2 separate regions of the Homo sapiens genome follow, and region 2 is linked to region 1. A link is a contact called in ENCODE Hi-C data. All regions are on one chromosome and are shown on one strand. The core of a region is the stretch at or near the end of the contact, and the rest is flanking DNA. Distances in the headings are between cores, read along the strand shown.

What was found. Hi-C counts contacts between places; a loop is a spot of excess contacts on that map. Pooled maps may share reads with other maps.
Region 2: a loop to region 1 is called in a map of naive thymus-derived CD4-positive, alpha-beta T cell, with 12 times the contacts of the local background. The contact joins the promoter of SSTR1 here to the promoter of TTC6 in region 1. A Hi-C loop is called at or near these places in 1 of 168 maps with a recorded cell type or tissue (naive thymus-derived CD4-positive, alpha-beta T cell), 5 of 37 single-sample maps with no recorded cell type and 9 of 50 pooled maps.

What each region holds. Positions count from the first base shown.
Region 1 is chr14:37,593,453-37,598,639 of GRCh38, reverse strand. TTC6 (tetratricopeptide repeat domain 6) reads right to left here and starts at 3,011. Exons shown (of 33, transcript NM_001310135.5): 1 at 2,632-3,011. It overlaps FOXA1 (forkhead box A1), which reads left to right and starts at 3,391. Exons shown (of 2, transcript NM_004496.5): 1 at 3,391-3,739. The coding sequence starts at 3,668. RefSeq lists enhancers at 1,883-3,082, 2,596-3,455.
Region 2 is chr14:38,205,674-38,210,860 of GRCh38, reverse strand. It overlaps SSTR1 (somatostatin receptor 1), which reads right to left and starts at 2,957. Exons shown (of 3, transcript NM_001049.3): 1 at 2,757-2,957; 2 at 2,252-2,418; 3 at 1-1,815. The coding sequence starts at 1,471. The coding sequence ends at 296. LOC124903303 (a long non-coding RNA gene) reads left to right here and starts at 1,574. Exons shown (of 2, transcript XR_007064117.1): 1 at 1,574-1,779; 2 at 2,585-3,646. RefSeq lists enhancers at 104-806, 807-1,510, 2,494-3,155.

The DNA of each region.
Region 1 (5,187 bases), core at 1,762-4,261:
CTTTCGCCGTCGTCTCCCTCTGCTTCTACCTGCCTGGTGAATATCTGAGGAAGGGGCTCCCAGCCAGATCCTGCTGGGAAGTGTAAGCTGAGGCAGCCAAGCGTGGTCAAAGGACCGAGTGCCGCTCAGGTACTGCGGGACTGCGCCGGGAGCAGGCCCCACGGGTGTAGCAAGGGCAGCTTCCGGGAAGGGCGGAGCCGCTTCCTCCGCTGGCGGCTACCCGGAGTACCCGCGCACCCTACAGTCCTCACTGCCGCGGATCCCCCACTTGAGGAGCCCGCCCTCCCCGCGACCTGGACCGCCCCAAGCTGTCGCAGACCCGTCTTAAACACAGGCAAGTTTAACCCGGGACACCGCAGGAGCCGCCACGTGCCTGCCCTCGCGGGTACCCTGCCCCGAGTCCACCCATCCTCCCCACAGCTGAAGACAGGCCTGGTTTCCTCCAACGAGCAGCACAATCCTTGCAAAGCACAGTTTCCAATGGTGTAGGTGCCTATTTGGGAAAAGAGGTTGGAAAAGAGCAGGCTGCAGCCGCTGGACCTGGCTACCGACTGGCCAGCAACTCCCAGACAGCAGCATTACTTTATGTATGTATGTATGCATTTCCAAGTCAAAGACCCAACACGACCCTGCTGATTCGCTTTTAAACCTCAGGGAAAGTGACTGGCTGGCATCTGGGTACACTAGAACCTCACCTCCTAAATTTGTTAGGTATCTTGCAATGCGGCCACTGAGATGGAGAGAGGCTGGGAGCTGGACGAACGGCCATCTCTCCTTCCATCTTGGCCTCGGCTCTAAGAACCTAAATCCCTGACTGGGATGCGTGCGGAGTTCAATCCAGTATCGCCTGGCGGTGCTCCCCGGAGGCGCCTGCGGGAAAATTCAGCTTTCCCTCTCCACGACAGGAGGCGCTGTTTTCGTGGAAATCCCCCGGCTGCGAACCTGGGATCCCTGACCTGGATCAAGTCTCCGAAGCTGGCAGAGTCCATTCTGCATCACCGGTCTTGGGCTTTGAAGAAGCCTAGGAGAAATTCCGCTTCGGCCATCACGCTATGAAAAGTGGATTTTTTTTTCTTAAGTCAATTTTTTTTTTTTGAAAATATGAGACTTAGTAGGTTTGGGAAGTGGGCTAAAAGAACATTTGATATTGTAATTGACCCCCCCTTTAAGGTGACAGTGTTTTTCCCCTACTTAAAGCGCCAACTTTTTTGTGCACTATAAAAGCTATTACTATCCATAAATTGTTACTCTCGGTAGAAAATAACCTAGTCTTGCTCGGTGTTATTGAAGAGCCAAGAGGGTATTGGAGAATCACCTCCAGAAGGAACAAGGAAGCTCATTAGCACTGAAAGTCCCCCGGATCAGGCCCAGGAAGCTAAGCATCCGTATACTTTACAAATGGAACTAAAGTCAGCTACTAATGGGAACTTTGCACAAAAGAATTAGTTTCTGACACACAATTCGCAGATACATTTACACAAACTGATGGGACAACTTGCAGTCACAGGAGCAGGCTGCATTAGGGAGGGTTCCTGCCCTACTGAGTTCCAGGTGGATTTAATTTCACTCATTCCTTTCCTTATGATGTGACGTTTCTACCCCCCCACCCTTTTTGTAAAAAAAAAAAAAAAAAATGTAATCCAATGCTTTTATCTTTTTTTATTTCCTTAACTGCACATCTTCACCCTCTCTGCTCCCCTGCTGACTTAAGAGATTTGTTTGGTTCAGGGATTTAAAGTGATTCTCTTGCCAGATTTCAAGTAAAAGAGATTTAAAAGAACAAAGCACAGGGAAAAAGGTATCTGTTTGGAAGACAAGTTAAAACACATTTCTTAAAATGAGATTAATAACATTTTAAAAACTTTGCAAAACAAGAAGATTTTGCGGATTCTTAATTACTTTAGATTTTATTTTATTGTTACTTAAGGAAACCTAGTGGTTCTACAGGCAGTACAACAAACACATGGTCACAGACACTCAGAAACACACACAGTCACACATGCTCAGAAATATACAAACGGTCACACACTCAAAACACACGCACCATCTCCCAATCTATCACCAACTAATTGCCTATCACCCGGTCACTTCAGTTGTTCTCTCTCCCAGGACAAGTGGGCAACCACCACCCAGGGCCTCATGAGAGTAAAGAGACTTTGCGTTGGGAAGACTCTCCCACCGACGTCCAGGACCGATTAGGAACCAAGCGAGCCCCTGAGATCTCAGCCCGGACCCTCCGGGTCACAGACAGGACCAAGCGCCGCTGCGGGCAGTCTCGGGCTTCTGCCTGGCATCTCTTTCGCAGTGCAGATGCGTTCCCGCGCCCAGGCCCTTGCTCTCCCAGCTAACGCGCGTGTTATGGGAGATGTCCCCTCCCCCTGACCTTTTCCTATCAGAAACCAGACGGTCGTCTCCAGCTCACTCCCTGAAGCGGCTGAAGGGGGGCGGGAGGAGGAGCCCGGCAGGGGGAGGACGGCCCGACTTGGGTCCGCCTGCCCTATCACACAGACATCTGCTCTCAGTTTCTTCCTCTTTGTGGTCGCTACAGATGACAAGGGGAGAGGAGCGGACCGAGGCGGAACAAAAAAAAAAAGTTATGTCATAAAGATATAAACCGGTGCTGTGACTCACCTGCTCTTAGCCGCAGGTACGAGTTTCGTGGCAGCGCCTCCGCTCTGCTAGCCCGGGGCCCGGGTCGGCCTAACGTCACTTGGCTCGGCTGACTCAGATGACCCGGTTTCTAGTGACGAAGCAAAAGTGGGGCTTTTTCCCTTTTCTAGTCTGAAGCTCTCAGGAGGAAAGAAAAAAAAAAGTCTGTATTCTCCAGTCTCCCGGGGTTGAACTTTGGGTCAGGAATCAGGAGGGAGGAAGCAAAGAGCAGGAGGGGCGCGAGACTGGGCCGCAGCCCGCGCTCGGAAGGTGGCGTGTACCTCTGGGGAGGGACCCCGGGGTCAGTTATCCCACAAGGTCTCTAAGCCCAGTCTCCGACGCCACCGCCCCCGGCCTTCTCCGGCTGCGAGGTTCCGATCCAGAGCCCTAGCCCGCCCGCCCGCCTGGCCCCGCCTATTTTTTCTTTTTCCAAAGGGGGTTACACCCCCTCCCTCCCCATTTCCCTCTTTCCCTAGCCTCCGGGCCTAAACCAATTACACTGCTTTGCAAACAAAGTGAGGGCCCCGCTTGGGGGAGGGGTCGCGGGGGAGGGGTCGCGCGCAGCGGTGAAGCGGCGGGGCGGGAGGCGCGGCGGCCGGACTGGCGGGCGGCCGCCTTGCAGGTGCACCTCGGGCTTTGTAGGTGCGAGCGTCTTTGTGCGGCGGACAAATGGGGAGAGGACGAGGAGGTGGGCACTCAAGCGACGTAAGATCCACATCAGCTCAACTGCACTTGCCTCGCAGAGGCAGCCCGCTCACTTCCCGCGGAGGCGCTCCCCGGCGCCGCGCTCCGCGGCAGCCGCCTGCCCCCGGCGCTGCCCCCGCCCGCCGCGCCGCCGCCGCCGCCGCGCACGCCGCGCCCCGCAGCTCTGGGCTTCCTCTTCGCCCGGGTGGCGTTGGGCCCGCGCGGGCGCTCGGGTGACTGCAGCTGCTCAGCTCCCCTCCCCCGCCCCGCGCCGCGCGGCCGCCCGTCGCTTCGCACAGGGCTGGATGGTTGTATTGGGCAGGGTGGCTCCAGGATGTTAGGAACTGTGAAGATGGAAGGGCATGAAACCAGCGACTGGAACAGCTACTACGCAGACACGCAGGAGGTGAGAGGCAAGGCGAGGCGGGCGGCCGGTGGGGCGCCGCTGGAGCCCGTGCCGGGGGAGGCCGGGGAGCGGTGGGCGCCAGGCAAGGCAGGCAGGCGGGCCGGGGGCGCCTTCTCGGTGCCACCGCTGCCCGCCCGCCGGTGTGGCCCCGGCCGGGCCTTGGCCGGGCCTGGAAGCGGGACCTGCTGCCCTGCTCTGTCCCGACTCTCGCAGCCGGAGAGGGAGTTTTAGGAAACTCCGGGCTTTGAAAACAGCGGCTCTAGGAAGCGCTTGCCTCTTCCCAGCAGCGAGCGGGAGCAGGAGCCGGGCCCGGGGTGCAGCGGGCGGGCGAGCGCCGGTGCGAGTTGGAAGCAACTCTGAGAAAGCCGGAGCATACCCACAAGGCGACCTCTTCGTCCCACCGTTTAATTCGCAGACGTCTTCTGATTAAAGCGCTCTGCCGCCAAGTTGGGTGTCTCAATAATGAAACGATTTCTAAATTTTGTAAAACTTGTTCTTCAAAAGCCCTATTTGGGGAGAAGTGTGCTCCTTCTCTAAAACCGCTGGGTGGCGCTAGTGCGACCAAAATCTTCTTCACAACTCTGGGCCGAGAACCTGTTTCTCTTCATTGTCCCCTTGGTGGCACGTTCATGGGGGTTATTTTTACAATGTGCACAAAAGGATTACAGGGAAAACCAGTTACAGGGAGGACTACCACCTATTAAAAGTATTTTTCTGGAAACAGCTGGCGATTACCCTCCAAAAGTTTAATTACCATTATTGAAAACGCGTATTGGAACTGCCTTGGATAATCTTGGGAAGAGGGAAAGAAAATAAAGCCCCAAGGTAAAAAATACTTTTAAGACGTGGACAGAAAAATATAGGATCACGTAATATTTTGATGGTAACTGACTTATTTAGATTTATGTATTCACAAGTTTACCTCTGAGTTTATTTGCATACCATAGTTTACTGGGTGTTCCTATTTAAATCTATTTGTTCTCATATTTTCAAATTGAGTCATACTTGCTGATTAAAATAAACTTAAGGACATCATTATTCCTTATTAAATTACCAGAGGAGTGCTTTTTAATATGCCTAGGTTTTGTATGTTTAAAATACTGTACCTAATGCATTCCCACATCGCTATTGATAAGGATTTTCGCTTGTTGATGATTTTAAAAGGAGCTCAGAGGTCTTCCAGAGATTTAATTCTGACGCAGTCATCTCGACCCCACCATTCAATTAAGACCCCTAGCGAAAGTACTTTCTTACATGTTAAAGCTGAGAATTAGGAAATACAATAGCATTAAGAGAAAATAAGTAGAATTTGATTTTCGAATTTTAAATTATTCAAGACTACTCACGGAATCTCAAAGCCAGGCGTTGAAATCATCGGCAGCAACATCAGCATGTGAAAAAAAAAAAAGATTTATTTTGACAAACTGTGTCACCAAATTTTTCAAACA
Region 2 (5,187 bases), core at 1,708-4,207, 610 kb before region 1:
AGGGTCAGAGGAGTAAGCGCAGTGGAGGAAGGAACAGAAAGTGGGAGACCCAGAAAAAGGTAGCCTGAAAGCCTTCCCAGTTTATAAGCAAAGCTCTCACTTCTACCATTGTCGCGCGCCTTTCTTGGGTTCCTCCATCAAAGGCTGTCAGTGTCCTAGCCCCACGTTATCCCGACAGCACCCTGGCGCCCTGGATACCGTCCCTTTCGCACCCGGCCTTCCCTTCTCATTCTCCCCCTCTTTTGGCTCAGGGCCCCTGCGTGGCCCGGGCTCAGAGCCCCTGCGTGGCCCGGGCTCAGAGCGTCGTGATCCGGGACGTGCAGGTGCCATTACGGAAGACGCCGCCGGACTCCAGGTTCTCAGGTTGGAAGTCTTCCACACTGTAGGCACGGCTCTTGAGCGCGGTGGCGTAATAGTCAACCGGCTCCTCCGCGGCGTTGTCCATCCAGCTGAGGCATAGGATGCGTTGGAAAGAGCGCTTGAAGTTGTCTGAGAGAAAGCCATAGAGGATGGGGTTGGCGCAGCTGTTGGCATAGCCGAGGATGACCGACAGCTGACTCACCGTGGCGTCGTCCTGCTCAGCAAACACGTTGACCAGCTGCACCACGTAGAAAGGCATCCAGCAGATGACAAACACCATCACCACCATCATCACCATTAAGGTGATCTTGCGCTCCGAGCGCTTGCGCTGCTGCCAGCCGGCCTTGAGGGCCACCATGCGCATCTTAGCAATGATGAGCACGTAGCACAGGCAGATAGCCCCCACGGGCAGCAGGAAGCCCATGAGAAATGTGTACAACACGAAGCCCACCAGCCAGCGTTGAGCGGGCTCTGGCATGAGCATGTTGCAAGCCACCGTGCCGTCGCTGTTGGCCGCGGTGCGAGAGAAGACCACGATGGGCAGGATGACGAGCAGCGATAGCACCCACACGCCCAGGTTTACTACCTTGGCCACGGTGGGCCGGCGGTAGCGGGCCGCCTTGATGGGATGCACCACGGCCACGTAGCGGTCCACGCTGAGCACAGTCAGACAGTAGATGCTGGTGAACATGTTGACCGCGTCCACGCTGAGCACGAGGCGGCAGAGCAGCGCACCGAAGGGCCAGTGGCGCAACAACGTGGAGGTGACTAGGAAGGGCACGCTGAGCATGAGCAGCTCATCAGCAATGGCCAGATTTAGGATGTAGATGTTGGTGGCCGTCTTCATCTTGGCATAGCGCAGGATCACGTAGATGACCATAGAGTTCCCACACAGCCCCACCAGGCACACCACGGAGTAGATGAAAGAGATCAGGATGGCGCTGCCCTGGCCCTCGCTCAAGGTCCCGTTCTGGGACGCATTTCGCCCTGGCTCCTCCATGCCGTCCGCAGCGCCGGCCCCGGGGCCCCTGCTGCCGCCGCCTTCGCCGCAGCTGCCCGGGCTGGGGCTAGGAGAGGAGGAAGGAGAGGAGGCGGTGCCATTGGGGAACATCCCAGCTGAGGGGGGCCAGTGGGGCTGCCAGGGCTGGGGCTTTCTCCTCGCGCACCCGCCGCCTGCGCCCTCCCTCCCCACCCGACCGCTTGCCTGCAGCCCACAGCCGCCCAGCGCCTCCGGGTAGAGCGCAACCGCTGCGGGGAGCGCGGCTCCTACCGGCGCCGGCGGGGCGCACAGCCCAGCGGTTGCCTGGGCTCTGCAGTTTGCAGCTCCGGGGTGCCCGGGCACAGGCGACCGTGGAGAGGAGAGGCCAGGATGTGGGAGCACCGCACGGCACAGCCATTAACTGGCGCGGCTCTGGACTGGTAAATGATTAATAGGCACCACCAGCGCGTCAGCAGCTACGAAAAAAGGGGGTGGGGTGGAGAAAGGGAGGAGAGCACATAGGTGGCTTGTCCCCCCCGCCCCCCATTTTTTTCCTTCCCAGTCCTGCACTCTGCTCAACTTTAGTGGCTCCTTCCGGGGTTCCCTCGCAGCACCATCTGCCTCTTGCTCTCAGAGGAACCAAGAGAGTTCCTCGGCCTTACTGGAGGGCGGGTGGGAACCAAAGGTATAGATTCTGTCTCATTCCACTCCTCTCCTACCCAAAGCAAAGACTCAAACGGATCCATGAACATGGATGTCTGGAGTTCATCTCAGTTTCCCTCCATTGCTGCCCTTTTCTCTGGAGACCCCAGCTTCTCTCCCGTCCCGCAGTCCAGAACCCTAAATTCCCTCTTCCCACCCTCGCTTGCCTTGCAGCTCAGACCCGCCAGGGAAGTTCCGGGCCCTCCTTACCCAAAGTGCGCAACCTCCAGACTGAGACGTAGATGGTCGGTGCAAAGTGCATGTGCGGTCTGTTAGCAGGTTGACGATCTTCGCGCAGACCAACTCCCTTCTTTGCGCCTGGCCCCAGCACAGGTGCCCACGCAATTACTCTTAGAATCGCGGAAACTGGCCCTAAGCTGCGAGCGTTATGAGAAGAAAGGACAACCACCGTGCGTTAGGGGCTTCTGCGCTATAACACAGCAGGCAGCTTAGGCTATTGGGAGTGTTCAGGGACCTGAGTGAACCATTCGCAAATCTCTTAATAAAGCTCGTAGCGCTCAGAGCCCCCCGTGTCTCCCACAGGAATATCGACTGCAGAAACGAGGACGCGCAGCTGGGAGCTCTGGAGGAGCTTGAGACTCCCTCCAGAAACGTGCCAGGCGCGGTGTTGGGAATCCACCTAGGTGTTCACTCGGGAAAGATAAGGCTGCGCCGCTTGGAAGGGCTCCACCCGCGTCCCTGCTGTACTTTGTACCCTGGAGAGTTGGCGGGTTCTGGCAGACGAGAGTTTAAAGGCTTGGGCGGGCGGGGACGCCAGCTCTTCTAAATCCAGGTGAGGAGCTGCCGCCGTGCGATGACCAGACCTGTCACCAACCCCAGGAACGGCAGGGCGACATTCGAGTTTTTCCGGGAAGAGCTAGGATGTCAGCTCTTTCTGAGGCTTGATTTGTGAGCTGGCTCTGGGTCACGTGCCCAAACCATTAGGAGATATCAATGTAGGCAAGCCTGAAGCTCACTGACTTCATTTAAGAATCAAAACGGTTTTCCCGTAAGAAAGAATGTATGTTCCGTTATCAGGATTTTAAACGAACCCTGGGACTTACCACCATTCTTACTCTAGGGTCTCTTTGGCTTTCCAACTGTTCCTGTGGAAGGAAGAATCACACTCCATGCAACTTCCCTGTTCCTTTTCATAAACGTTGCTTTGCTCGGTAAGATCCCTGCAAGCCTTTATTTGAAACTAGCCTGTTCACAGGAAGAGTGACCCGCAGCAGCTTAGTGCTCTGCCTCCTTCAAGCTTTGCTGTCTCCAGTTTTTCCTTAGTTTCTCCTTCTCCTCAACCAGGCTGTGCCCGCTGTACTGTAAGTCTCAGTTTTCCTCCTCTCAGTAGAGTTTACTCCAAGGAGAGGCTAAACTCCTCATGGAGGCTATCTGTACCGGTCCAGAATGAAGAAATGGATGCAGAAATTAAAAACAAAAAAGTATATTTCCTAATGCCCTGTTGCTTTATCCAGGTAATCACTTACATATACTGCATGTGTTTTAGTTCCCAAAACTAATTGTCTTGAACAGGAAAGAATAACTTCTGTAGTGTGTTGATGATAGCAATCAAAGACTAAAATAAATGACAGACTTTCATAGGAATGTGTGCAATTATTAATGAGGAATGTGCTAGGATGGAATTTGAAATTTCATACGGCTGAAACTGTTTTAACCCATTATTTTACCTGAACAAATTGCCTTCTTTAAAGTGGAATGTACAATTGGTGTTTAGTTATATTTATTTTTCCTTTACAAATACAGCACATATGGAGAGAAAATAAATGTTCATTAAGTTAAAAGAAAAGAGAGTGGGTATTGTCCCAGAATCCCAGAAGAGCATTTTACTAGCCAAGCCTCATATAATGCCTTAGATGCCTCTGCCAATCACTGACTAAAGACACCTGACTATCTGTACCTCTGGGAGCTTGGATTTCAACAGTCATTATTTAGATGCCTTGGCTTTGATCATGGTTGCTCTTTGGGAAGTGTGTGATGGGAGTCAGTGAAAAACAGCTCTGTTGTTCAGAATTTCATTAAATTCACTTTCAGCTCATCTTAGGGAAAATTTCTCTCAATTTTGTGGCCTCATATACAAAAGAAGAAAACTTAAGACCTGACGTGAGAATGCTTTTTATTTTTATTTTTTTGAGATGCCACTTTTCACCCACTAGGATGGCTATAAGAACATTTTTAAAAACAAAAAATAAACGTTAGTGAGAATGTGGAGAAATTAGAACACTCATACATTGCTGGTGGGAATAAAAAATGATGCAGCAACTTCAGAAAAAAATTTTGGCAATTGCTTAAAAAGTTTAAAAGTTTAAAAGAATGACCATATGAGCCAGCAATTCCACTTCTATTTACTCCTCAAAATTGAAAACAGGTGTTTAATCAAAAACTTGTGCATGAACATTCATAGCAGCACTATTCATAATAGCCAAAAATTAGAAACAATCCAAATATCCATCAATTGCTGAATTAATAAATTGTGGTATATCCATACAATGGAATAGTATTCAACCATAAAAAGAAATGAAGTACTAATACCTGCTTCAGCGTAGACGAAGCTTGAAAACACTATGCAAAGGGAAAGAAGCCAGACACAAAAGGCCACGTGTGGCATGATTCCATTTATATGACATGCCCAGGGCAGGCAATACATACAGACAAGGTACGTTAGTGGTTGCCAGGGGCTGGGGGCAGAGGGGAAAGAGGAAGGACTGCTTAATGGGTATGAGCTTTCTTTTTTGAGTGGTGAAAATGTTCTGGAATTAGATAGTGGTGATGATTGCATAACATTGTGAATATGCTAAAAATCCCTGAATTGTACACTTCAAAAATGACTAAAATTATAAATTTTATATTATGGGAGTTTTACTTCAATTTTAAAAAGCATGAGAGAAAGACAAAGAGAGGGATTGAGATGGATATAAGCTATGCAGCATTATTAAATCTTTTCAGTTATGTATTTATTTTTAAATTATTATTATTATTATTATTATTATTATTATTATTATTATTTTGAGACAGGGTTTTGCTCTATCACCCAGGCTGGAGTGTAGTGGCACAATCACAGCTCACTGTAGCCTTGATGTCTCAGGCTCAAGTGATCCTCCCACCTTAGCCTCTGGAGTAGCTGGGGA